2 separate regions of the Homo sapiens genome follow, and region 2 is linked to region 1. Evidence: read pairs that join two places in POLR2A ChIA-PET (ENCODE). Cell type or tissue: Caco-2. All regions are shown on one strand. Links, peaks and the distances in the headings refer to the core of each region. The heading gives the core; the rest is flanking DNA.

Region 1 (5,379 bases), core at 230-5,229:
ACCCCTTTCTCTGCTGAAATGCTCAGTTTTTCTTGGTCTCAAGTGACAGAAACCAACCTCAGACTGACTCCAGCGATTCAGGGGCCATCCTGACTCATGAACCTAAACAGACCTTGATGAACCTTTGTGCCTGGCTGAATCTTGGGGCTTAAAGAACGTGTTCAGGGATCGCGCTTTCTCTTTCTGCTTTTCTTTTCATCACCAGTAGTTTCAGGCTTGCATCCTACAGCTCAGTGAGGCCCTGGAAAAAGAGCATCCCTTTTCTCAAACCTCCTAGGGTTGATTTGGCCCAGCTTGGCTTGGGTGCGGGCAGGGAACCCTTGGCGCAGGCAGAGCTGTGGAGCGTGGTGATGCGTCAGGCCCGTGTTACAGGCTCTGACCTGGAGCTTCAGAGCGCTTGTGCAGGTGAGTGTGTGCAAGTGCACACGTGACTATAAGAGGGTGTGTGAGTGTGTGTGTGTGAGTGTGCACACACAGAAAAACAATGGGACAATCCTTCCCACCATCACTATTTGAGCTGAGAACTGGGGAGCAATGGTCCTCTAGGAGAGCCGAGGGGCCATTCAACATAGAGGGGAGATGGGGAATCCTAGGTGGGTGAATAGTGATATGGGGCCCCTGTTAAAAGCATAGACTCTGGGGCCATTGCCTGGGTCAGATTGTCCCTTCACTAGCTTATGACCTGGGTCAGGGTTCTTACTCTCTAATTGCCTCCATTTCCCCATCTGGAAATTGGGGATATTAGTGCTTCCATCAAAACAAGAGTCTGTGAGGATTAAGTGAGCTATGATATGAGAAGGAGCTTCCAGCTGACTCCTAGATGCCCTTTCTGAGCAGCAGAGGTAGTCGTGGAAATGCCAGCTCCTCTTGGTCAATTACATTGATAAATGTCATTCCCCAGATTTCCCTTTCAGAGCAGCTCGGTAGGTTGTGAATCCAGGCCAGGCAGAATAGAAGATGGGGCTCACTGATTTGCAGAGAGTGGTCCAGGAAGTGGGAGTAGGTGGAGTAGGTGGGGAGAGGTGGACAGGCACCCTCCATAGCCTCAGAGAGCTGGATGCATGCTCCACCCCTCACATCAAAAGCCGGCCAGTCTCTGGACCTGGGAGGAAGGGTCAGCTATTTGTTACTCTCCTTGACCTTTGTCAGGTAATCCCAAATGTTCACCTGTTTAGGTTAGACATTTTATCTTTCTGAGAAGTACTTCTATTTATCTACTACTCTCTGCTGCAAAATGTAGGCATTTTAAAGGTCAATACATTTGTAAAGCCTGACAGTTTCCCGTGTGTTTAGTGCTGAAATGGTCTGTGGACAGGTATATTAGTTACTGTGGCATAACAAATCATCCACAAACCTCATAGCTTAGAATAACAAACAGTTAAAACTATCTCACAGTATCTGTGGGGCAGGAATCCAGGCACAGCTTAGCTGGGTCCTCTCCTTCAGTGTCTCTTCCAAGGCTGCGATCAAGGTCTTAACCAGGGCTAGGATCTCATCTGAAGGCTCAACTGGTGTCGGCTCCATTTCCAAGTTCACACATGTGGTTGTTGGGAGGATTCTGTCATGTGTGGGCTCTTCGATTCAGGGCCTCAGCTCCTCACTGGCTGTTGGATGGAGAACTCCGTCAGTTCATTGCCACACCGGCTCCCCGCTCGCCACAGGGCAGATTTCAGCATGAGCTGACTATTGACCATGTGAGCCTTCCAACCTGGCAGGCTGCTTCCTCACAGCTGGCGAGGGAGAGGGTCTGCTAGCAAGATGGAAGCCCAACTATTCTGTAATCTAATCACAGATGTGGCATTCCCCCAATATTGAGGTATGCTGTTGGTTTGATGGAAATTACCCAAGGAGAAGGGATTACCTGAGGGCATGAATATAAGAAAGTGAAGATCACAGAGACCATCTCAGAAGCTGCCTGAACCACCAGGGAAGAAGCTATGAGGTGTGAACAAAGACCCAGCGACATTGGATCCAGGTTATCTTCTTTAGGTATCTGCACCTGTCCACGCCTCTCCTTGCAATAAATCTTCTTTGTTTAGGAATGAAATGGTCTTTCTTAGTTAATGCGAACAGGGGACATTTCTTGAGGGTGGTTGTAAAAGAACTCCTGTAACCTGACCAAAGCACGTCTCTCACCAGAAAGACCTAGCTGCTGGGGATGGGGTTGGGGGAGCTGCATCCGTTTGCATGTGGAGCCAGGTTCTCTAGGGAAGGAAGGAACTGAGATATCCATCATTGCTCCCCATGACCTGAAGTTGGGAAAAGCCATCAGAGTGGACTCTGGGGCTCTCACCTAACATCTACTGGAGAAAGACAGGAAACCCACGTGGCTGGGGACGGATCCAGAACAAGAAATCATCAAGAGGGTGGGAGCACCTGGCCAAAGCTTGAGCGCCTTAATGAGGTTCACAGGGGACTGCTTCTAACAGGGCTACTGGCTGAGCTGGAATCTTGTCAGGCCCCAGCAGTCCCAGCGTTGTGTTGGGGAGCAGTGGATCTTGAGCTCAGAGGACAGCCTGTGCTTAACAGTGACCCCTGGTGGCCATGAGACCTGATGGCTTTAGTGTAGGTTTCTGTTGTTTGGAAATAGGACTGATCCTCTTTGGACCATGTAAATCCCAGGATTCTTGGATAATGGGAGTGGTGAGAAAGTGAGGTGCTCAAGAGGAAGTATTAGACTTCCTGCTGCTGAAGGTGTAAGGGGCTCAATTTATTCAAGAAAATGTGAAAGCAATAGGGAGGATGCTTCAGTGGTCCCAAAGGTTATGGAATAAACCAGAAGTCCATAAACTTTTACTAAAGGGCTGCATAATAAATATGTGAGGCTTTGTGGGCCATACATCCCTGTCTCAGCTAATGAACTTGGCTGTTGTAGCATGAAAGCAGTATAGACAATAAGTAAGAGAGTGACCATGGTTGTGTTCCAATACAGCTTTATTTACCAAAACAGCCAGTTGTGGGTCATAGTTTTCTGACCTCCTGGGGTAAACAGTTGAGGCTAGTCTTTCCACCTTTGTAAAAGAGAAGATTTTGTGAATGTTTCTGGTTCTGTGAAATGTTCTTTCTTCCTTTGGATAAATGGAAGTTCACAGACCTCCATTTGTTCATTGCTGTTTCTTTATTTTATTTTATTTTATTATTTTATTTTGAGACAAGATCTCACTCTGTCACCCAGGCTGGTGTGCAGAGGCTTGATCATGGCTCACTGCAACCTTGACCTCCCAGGCTCCAGCGATCCTCCCACCTCAGCCTCCCAAATAGGTGAGACTACAGGCGCACACCACCATGCCTGGCTGATTTTTAAAAGTTTTGTAGAGATAGGGTCTTGCTGTGTTGCCCAGGCTGGTCATGAACTCCCAGGCTCAAGTGATCCTCCCACCTCGGCACTCCCAAAGTGCTGAGATTAGGGGCCTGAGCCACCGTGCCTGACCGCATTTCTTCCTTTGTATAAATGGAGAGGTATTTATGAATTATTGTATTCTCCTTTAGGCCAATGGAAACTCAGTCATGGATTTGCTTCATTGTTTTTTCTTCTTTTGTGAGTTACACTCAGTCATTCTAATGCATATATGTATACACACACGTACAAGCTTAGGAATGTACTATTTGTGGTTGTAAAAATGAAGCTGCTCATCTTCTGCTCTGAGAGTCTGGAAAAGTTTATAAATATCAAATAGTATCTGCTGGCATTGTCCAGCAAGACACATCACTTCCTATCGTGTGGGCGCGTCCCTCCAGTCTAGCCGTGTGCCTACGACACAGAGCTCTAGTTGGCATCAGGATTTTCCACTAGACAGTCCGCGTTCCCCAGCGGCCAGCTCGGAGGCGTTCCCGCCCTCAAAGCCACAGCCAAGTCCAGGGCCTCAGGGACAGGTCTGGGGAAAATCTATCAAGTGATTTGGGAGAACCAAGGCGTCTGGGTCGAAGGCAGGGGGATTCCCTCCCACCCTGGCCTCTCTGCTCCTTTCCAGACAGACCTGCCAGGCATTGCCAAGGTGCTTTTTAAAATCTTCAAACAGAGTTTTAACCATGATGTGTGGCAGACATAGGTATCCCTCACATACTCATAGGTATTTGCTTTAAATATTTGAAAACAATGGAGGAATGAAGACAGGCTTGAGTTATTATATATTAAAGTACACGAAATGAGATTCAGGCTTAAATTGTTGTATCAGGGTTTGACCACAGCAGAATCAACTGGAGGGATTTATCGTAGAGATTTACCTTATGCAACTTGGGGAGCTGGTTCACCAGTCTACATGGGGCTGCTTCTTTGAATTTGACGCTGGATCCTCAAGTCAGCAGGGCAGCCACCAAGAAGGAAGGATGGATGGGAAGTGGGAGGGAGTGACGACAAACTGGAGCCACCAGGACAAGCTGGAACCCGGGATGACAGACTGGAAACCCCCCGTCCATCTCTTGCCACCTCCAAGCAGCCATCTGTGATTACTCACTCAGGTGATCTGCAGGAAAAGGTGGCATTCTTCATCCCGGAACTAAACAGGCCTCTGCCAGGATTCAGAGACACTAAGGAGGATCCACAGGGACTGGAAGCTGCAGGCTTAGCTGCTGCCCACACCAACCAGGCGAGCCCACAGAAGGGTGTCCACGTGGGTGCACTGCAGCCGCGTGCTCCATGCCCACCTTCCAAGCATGGCAGCAGTCTACCTGCCACTTCGCTTCCCCCTCCCGGGTCTCACTCAAAATGTCTTTTGGTCTATGCTAACCAGAAACAATGCAGGGAAGGGAATTCTGAGAATTCCAACTTAGCTGAGTTGACATGATCCAAATCCACCACAATTATTACATTAAAAGGCAAATGGCAGTAAGTGAATTGACTAGGGCTTTTATTAGAAATATTACTCCCACTGTCAGTTTAAATGTAGATATTTAAAACGTCCCTAAGCAAAAAGTTACCACATAGTAGGAAAGGCTCCGAGGTCACAAAACCTAGATCCAAATTACTAGCTGGGTGGCCTAGGACAAGTTGCTTAACCTCTCTGAGATTGCATAGCTTCACTTGTAAAAAGAGGATTAAGAGCACCTACTGCATACAGCTGATACATATAAGATTTAGCACAGTGGCCGCACACAGTAGGTGCTCAATAAACGAAACAGCAATTCATCAAGGCACATAACAACAGCACAACACATTGTGTGGCACTATTTTCAGAATGTATCAATCCATTTGAGTCTTTCACTAACTTGTGAACTCCATGAAGTCAAGAGTTATGAGTAAATGAGTGATGTGAATTAATGAATTTACTATATTCCTGGGTACTAGGCAGAGTGGGTGTGATCACGCCTGCTTAAGTATAACAAACTAAACTTTATTGATTTAAGTGCCAAGCCAGGGTTAGGTGCCTGATCTTCTCATGC
Region 2 (5,379 bases), core at 202-5,201, 1.1 Mb before region 1:
ACCCATCACCACGCCTGGCTAATTTTATACATATATATATATATATATATATATATATATATATATATATATATATTTTTTTTTTTTTTTTTTTTTTGTTTTTTTTTGAGACAGAGTCTCACTCTGTCACCAGGCTGGAGTGCAGTGGCAAGATCTCGGCTCACTGCAAACTCCACCTCCCAGGTTCTAAGTGATTCTCCTGCCTCAGCCTCCTGAGTAGCTGGGACTACAGGTGAGTGCCACCATGCCCAGCTAATTTTTGTATTTTTAGTAGAGACAGGGTTTCACCGTATTGGCCAGGATGGTCTTGATCTCTTGACCTTATGATCCACCCGCCTTGTCCTCCCAAAGTGCTGGGATTACAGGCGTGAGCCACCATGCCTGGCCAATTTTTATATCTTTAGTATAGATGGGGTTTCACCATGTTGGCCAGGCTGCGTCTTGAACTCCTGACGTCAAATAATCTGCCCACCTCGGCCTCCCAGAGTGTTGGGTTACAGGCATGAGCCACTGTGCGCAGCAATTTTTATTTTTATTTATTTATTTATTTTGAGACGGAGTTTTGTTCTTGCCCAGGCTGGAGTGCAATGGCACGGTCTTGGCTCACTGCAACCTCCGCCTCCTGGGTTCAAGTGATTCTCCTGTCTTAGCCTCCCAAGTAGCTGGGATTACAGGCGCCTGCCACCACGCCTGGCTAATTTTTTATACTTTTAGTAGAGACGGGGTTTCACCATGTTGGCCAGGCTGACCTCGAACTCCTGACCTCAGGCAGTCCGCCCGCCTCAGCTTCCCAAAGCTCAGGGGTTGGAGGCATGAGCCACTGCCCCCAGCCCTGGTAATTTTTAAAATTTTATTTTTTGTAGATATTGGAGTAGGGAGGAGTCTCTCTATGTTGCTCTGGTTGGTCTTAAACTCTTGGGCTCAAACAACCCTCCTGCCTTACTCTCCCACAGTGTTGGTATTACAAGCATGAGCTGCCGCACCTGGCCTTGAAATTCTTAATGATTTGTGAACGAGGGCCCTGCATCTTGATGTGGCCAGTCCTGGCTGTACTGTGGCATCCGGCATGGTCACCTAGTACTTTCACCTGAGTTGTCTCCTGAGTGCTCAGGAACACTCTTTGAGGGCAGTTGTCCTCATCGTTAACCTCACTGACCTCAGTTTCCTTACCTGGGAAACGGGAGGAAGTGCATTGTGCCAGGCCACAGAGAAACAATGGGTGAACCTTGGTCTTCTGGCCCTCAGATTCTATCAGTGGGAAACTTGGGCAAGTAAGGGCTAGGCATGCCTACGTGTGTGCCCCTGGAGCACAGAGGAGGTTCTCAGTAGCTACAACTTGCTCTTTGATTCCCTGGCTGGCCTCTCTTTTTGCCCTAAATTTTTTTTATTAAAAAAATTTTTTAAGACACAAGGAGACAGGGCATTAGAGGAAAGAGCTAATACATCCAACCCAGGTGATGGGTTGATGGGTGCAGCAAACCACCATGGCACATGTTTACCTATGTAACAAACCTGCACATCCTGCTCATGTACCCCGGAACTTAATAAATAAATAAATAAATAAATAAAGAGACTGAGTCTTGCTATGTTGCCCAGGCTGGAGTACAGTGGCACAATCATAGCTCTTTGCAGCCTCAAACCCCTGGGCTCAAGTGATCCTCCTGCTTGATCCCAAAGTGCTGGGATTATAGGCGTGAACCACCGTGGCTGGCTGTCTTTTTGCCTTTTTACTAAGAAATTTTGATTTAAATTGATAATAGTAATACAGGTATCCATTCTCTTAACACATGATAACATTTCCAATCAAGCTGAAGTCAGTTCTGGACCATCTGGCCAGGGCTGGCTCCTTTTCACTCTGTCAGCGTGGTTTTATAATTTTGGGGTTTGAACTTCCAGATCTTTGTGTATGCATTTCTTTCATCTCTGTGTGAATGTGGCTTTTCCTTCCTTCCTTTCTTTCTGTTATATCTTTTAAAATGTGAACTTTTACAGAAGTCTAAGCAGGGTACAGAAGATACATTTTTACCACCTGAACACACCAGTGTGAGCAGCACTTGGATAAAAAAGCAGAACTTTTTTTTTTTTTTTGAGACAGGGTCTCACTCTGTCACTGTAGACTGGAGTGCAGTGGCGAGATCTCGGCTCACCACAACCTCTGTCTCGCAGGCTCAAGCGATTCTCCTGCCTCAGCCCCCTGAGTAGCTGGGATTACAGGTGTGCACCACTACTGCCCGGCTAATTTTTGTATTTTTAGTAGAGACAGGGTTTCACCATGTTGGCCAGGCTGGTCTTGAACTCCTAACTTCAGATGATCCACCTGCCTTGGCCTCCCAAAGTGCTGGTATTACAGGTGTGAACTACCACACCTGGCCTGAAACAGAACAAACATTTTTAATCACTGAAAAATGTTTCTGTCTAGGACAACTGCTCTCCTGACTTCTAACAGATTACATTGTTTTGCCTGTTCTACAACTTCATATCAATGGAATCATTCAGAGTATTTGCTTTTGTGTCTGGCTTCTTTTGCTCAGTTAAACTTTTAAAGTTCCTCTATGCAGTACTGTACAGCTTCATTCTCACTACTGTGTTGTGTTCCACTGTCCACTGTGTGACTATACCATAGTCCAGTCTACTGTTGGTAGACAGTTGGGTTATTTCAAGGTTTTGGTTGTTGTGAATAAAGCTGCCATGGACATTCTTCTTTGTGTCTTTTTTCTTTTTCTTTTTTTTATTTTATTTTACGAGTTGGGATCCTGCTTTGTTGCCAAGGCTGGAGTGCATTGGTGCTATCACAGCTCACTGCAGCCTTGAACTCCTGGGCTCAAGTGATCCTCTCATCTCAGCCTCCCGAGTAGCTGGGATCATGGCTATGAGCCACTGCACCCAGCTCTTGTTTGTGTCATTTGGTGGATGCCAGCTCTTGTTTCTATCAAGTTTATACCCGAGGCATCATCACTGGACACATCATTCACGTGTGTTGAGTTTCTGCATATTTCCAAACAGTTTCCAAAGCATTTCGCTACTGCTGTCCTCCATATTTCTGGCCCATCTCGCTCCTTTTTTTTTTTTTTTTTTTTTTTTCAGATGGAGTCTTACTCTGTTGCTCAGGCTGGAGTGAGGTGGCACCATCTCAGCTCACTGCAACCTCCGCCTCCTGGGTTCAAGCGATTCTCCTGCCTCAGCCTTCTGAGTACCTGGGACTACAGGTGTGTGTCACCACACCCGGCTAATTTTTTTGTTGTTGTATTTTTAGAAGAGATGGGGTTTTGCCAGGTATCCGGGCTGGTCTCGAACTCCTGACTTCAAGTGATCTGCCTGCCTCAGCCTCCCAAAGTGCTGGGATTACAGGCGTAAGCCACCATGCCTGGCCCCATCCCTTGATTCTGAGTACACCTGGAGAGGTCAGTCTTTTTAATATGAGCTATTTGGCCATGTGTGTAGTAATATCTCATTGTGGTTTCATTTGCATTTCCGGATGATCGTTCTTTTTAATGCCTTGGCGACCTCACACCAGCCATCTCAATGGGACTTGTTCCTGTCCTTCCGTGATGTTCTTGAGAGCCGTCCACATGGTGCGTTTGCCAGTTTCCTCCTTTGGAAGGTGGCAAGGTCTTCCCACTTGATAAGGACGTCTCCTGTGACTTTGCCTCTGCCCCATATTTCTAGTCCATCTCTTTCCTTGACTCTGAGACCTTTCTGTAAGCGGGGACTCCATGATGTTCACACACTTGGTGCCCGGTAAATAAACAGCTAGTAAATGGACTGACGGAAGCAAAGGGGAAGAAAAACAAAAAAAACCCTCCTCCCCCAAACCCCAATTTGGTTAATTGAGGGGTTCCACTGGGGTGATTTTTGGTCAATTGGAGTTTGCTTGTGAAACCGGTAAGAGCATGGACAATCAACCATAAGGTAGCAACACGCACTGAGCCCAGCACTTTCCAGAGAATTATCACACTGTGGATGTCACAAGGATGTTGGGAGGGTCTAGCTGGCCGGTGGGATCAGCTACCCCTCAGGCCTCCGATATTTTCCTGAGGTTCCACAACCGGGAAGTGGCTGGGTAAGGTTCCTAGACCCAGGGCCTCTGATCCTACTTGCCACGATGTTTCCATCTTGTTCTGTGCTGTGTCTGCAACTCACAGCCTGGCACACAAAAGACTCTCAAAGATGTGCTCCAGGAATGACTTTGATGAGCACACACCACACACCAGGTGCTGTGCTAAGCCCGGGGATACAGAAGAGAATAAGGCGGCCCCAAGCCCCACCTTCATGGCGGGTCCATTATTGGGGTGGGGGATACAGGTGGTCCGATGATGAGTGCTAGGGAGGAAAATAAAGAAGGGGAGGGAGAGGAGAGTGTGTGTGTGTTTGTGTGTGTGCATGCAAGAGGGAGAGAATCAGAGAGAGAGTGCGTGAGTGTGAGGAAGAGAAGGATGTTTCACTTAACCACAGAGGTCAGGGAATGCCTGGCTGAGGGAAGGTGCTATTGGGTGGGGTGGGGCGGGGGAGCCATGAGGTCTCTGGGGAAAGAGGGAATGGCATGGCAAGTGCAAAGGCTCTGAGATGGGACCATGCTGTCTATGTTCAAGGGACCGCAAGGAGGCCAGTAGGGGAGGTGCCATTGTGAGTGATGGGGAGAGAAGTAGGATGGGAGCTGGGAGGTGGTGTGTGTGTGTGGCAGGGGTGGGTGGGGTTCTGAGCAGGGCGGGGATATGCCTGACTTCTTCCTCCTAGGGTTACAGGGTGGGTGATGTCGGCCAAGGGGAGGAGAGAACAAAATGAAGCAGTTGGTGGAAAGTATGCAGCCTGTGGTCTGGTACACAGTAAGCACTCAATAAGTAGCAGAGTATGTGTGGGTTTTGGATGAGTGACCGCTAAGCTTTTTTTTTGACACAGGGCCTTGCTATGTCACTTAGGCTGGAGTGCAGAGGCACAATCATAGCACATTGAAGCCTCTACCTCCTGGGCTCAAGTGATCGATCCTCCTGCCTTGACCTTCCGAAGTGCTGGGATTACAGATATGAGCCACCACACCTGGCTGGAGTGACCTGCTAAGTTTTAATGGGATTCCTGGTGGGTTGGGTGATACCTGAGGGGACCTGCCTACTTGGGACTCGCCCCATGGAGGGCTCAGTGACCTCAGATGAGCTGGAGGTGGGGAGGTGGTGGGCAGGCGAATGGGAGGAGGAACTGGTTGGGGGCAGGCACACAGTGTCCCGACTGGGAGGGCAGGCCTTTCCGGGCTCCCCACCAGCTCCCCTCAATCTCTGTGTGTGGTCCACAGGCAGGACCCCCATTTGGGCTCTGTTTATGTGTGATTACAATCTGTGGTCTGTCTCTCCCATAGGTGCTAAGTTCCCTGGACAGGAACCCATCTGT

Evidence for each region. ChIA-PET counts read pairs that join two places held together with the same protein. Peaks named below come from ENCODE experiments on the same cell type or tissue, not always from the same donor. Only the 100,000 strongest peaks of a DNase experiment are listed, where the experiment ranks them.
Region 2: POLR2A ChIA-PET joins it to region 1 with 5 read pairs; 1 of 35 experiments calls an interaction of 5 or more read pairs at or near these places.

What each region holds. Positions count from the first base shown.
Region 1 is chr20:51,323,897-51,329,275 of GRCh38, forward strand. No RefSeq gene overlaps it. Among named protein-coding and RNA genes, the nearest start is that of MIR3194, 130 kb to the right of the region's middle. RefSeq lists an enhancer at 4,182-5,060. In Caco-2, for the core only: a CTCF peak has its summit at 2,524 (motif pointing left); a DNase peak (open chromatin) is centred at 2,505.
Region 2 is chr20:50,209,265-50,214,643 of GRCh38, forward strand. No RefSeq gene overlaps it. Among named protein-coding and RNA genes, the nearest start is that of CEBPB-AS1, 20 kb to the left of the region's middle. In Caco-2, for the core only: no CTCF peak of the experiment used is centred there; DNase peaks (open chromatin) are centred at 2,342 and 4,594.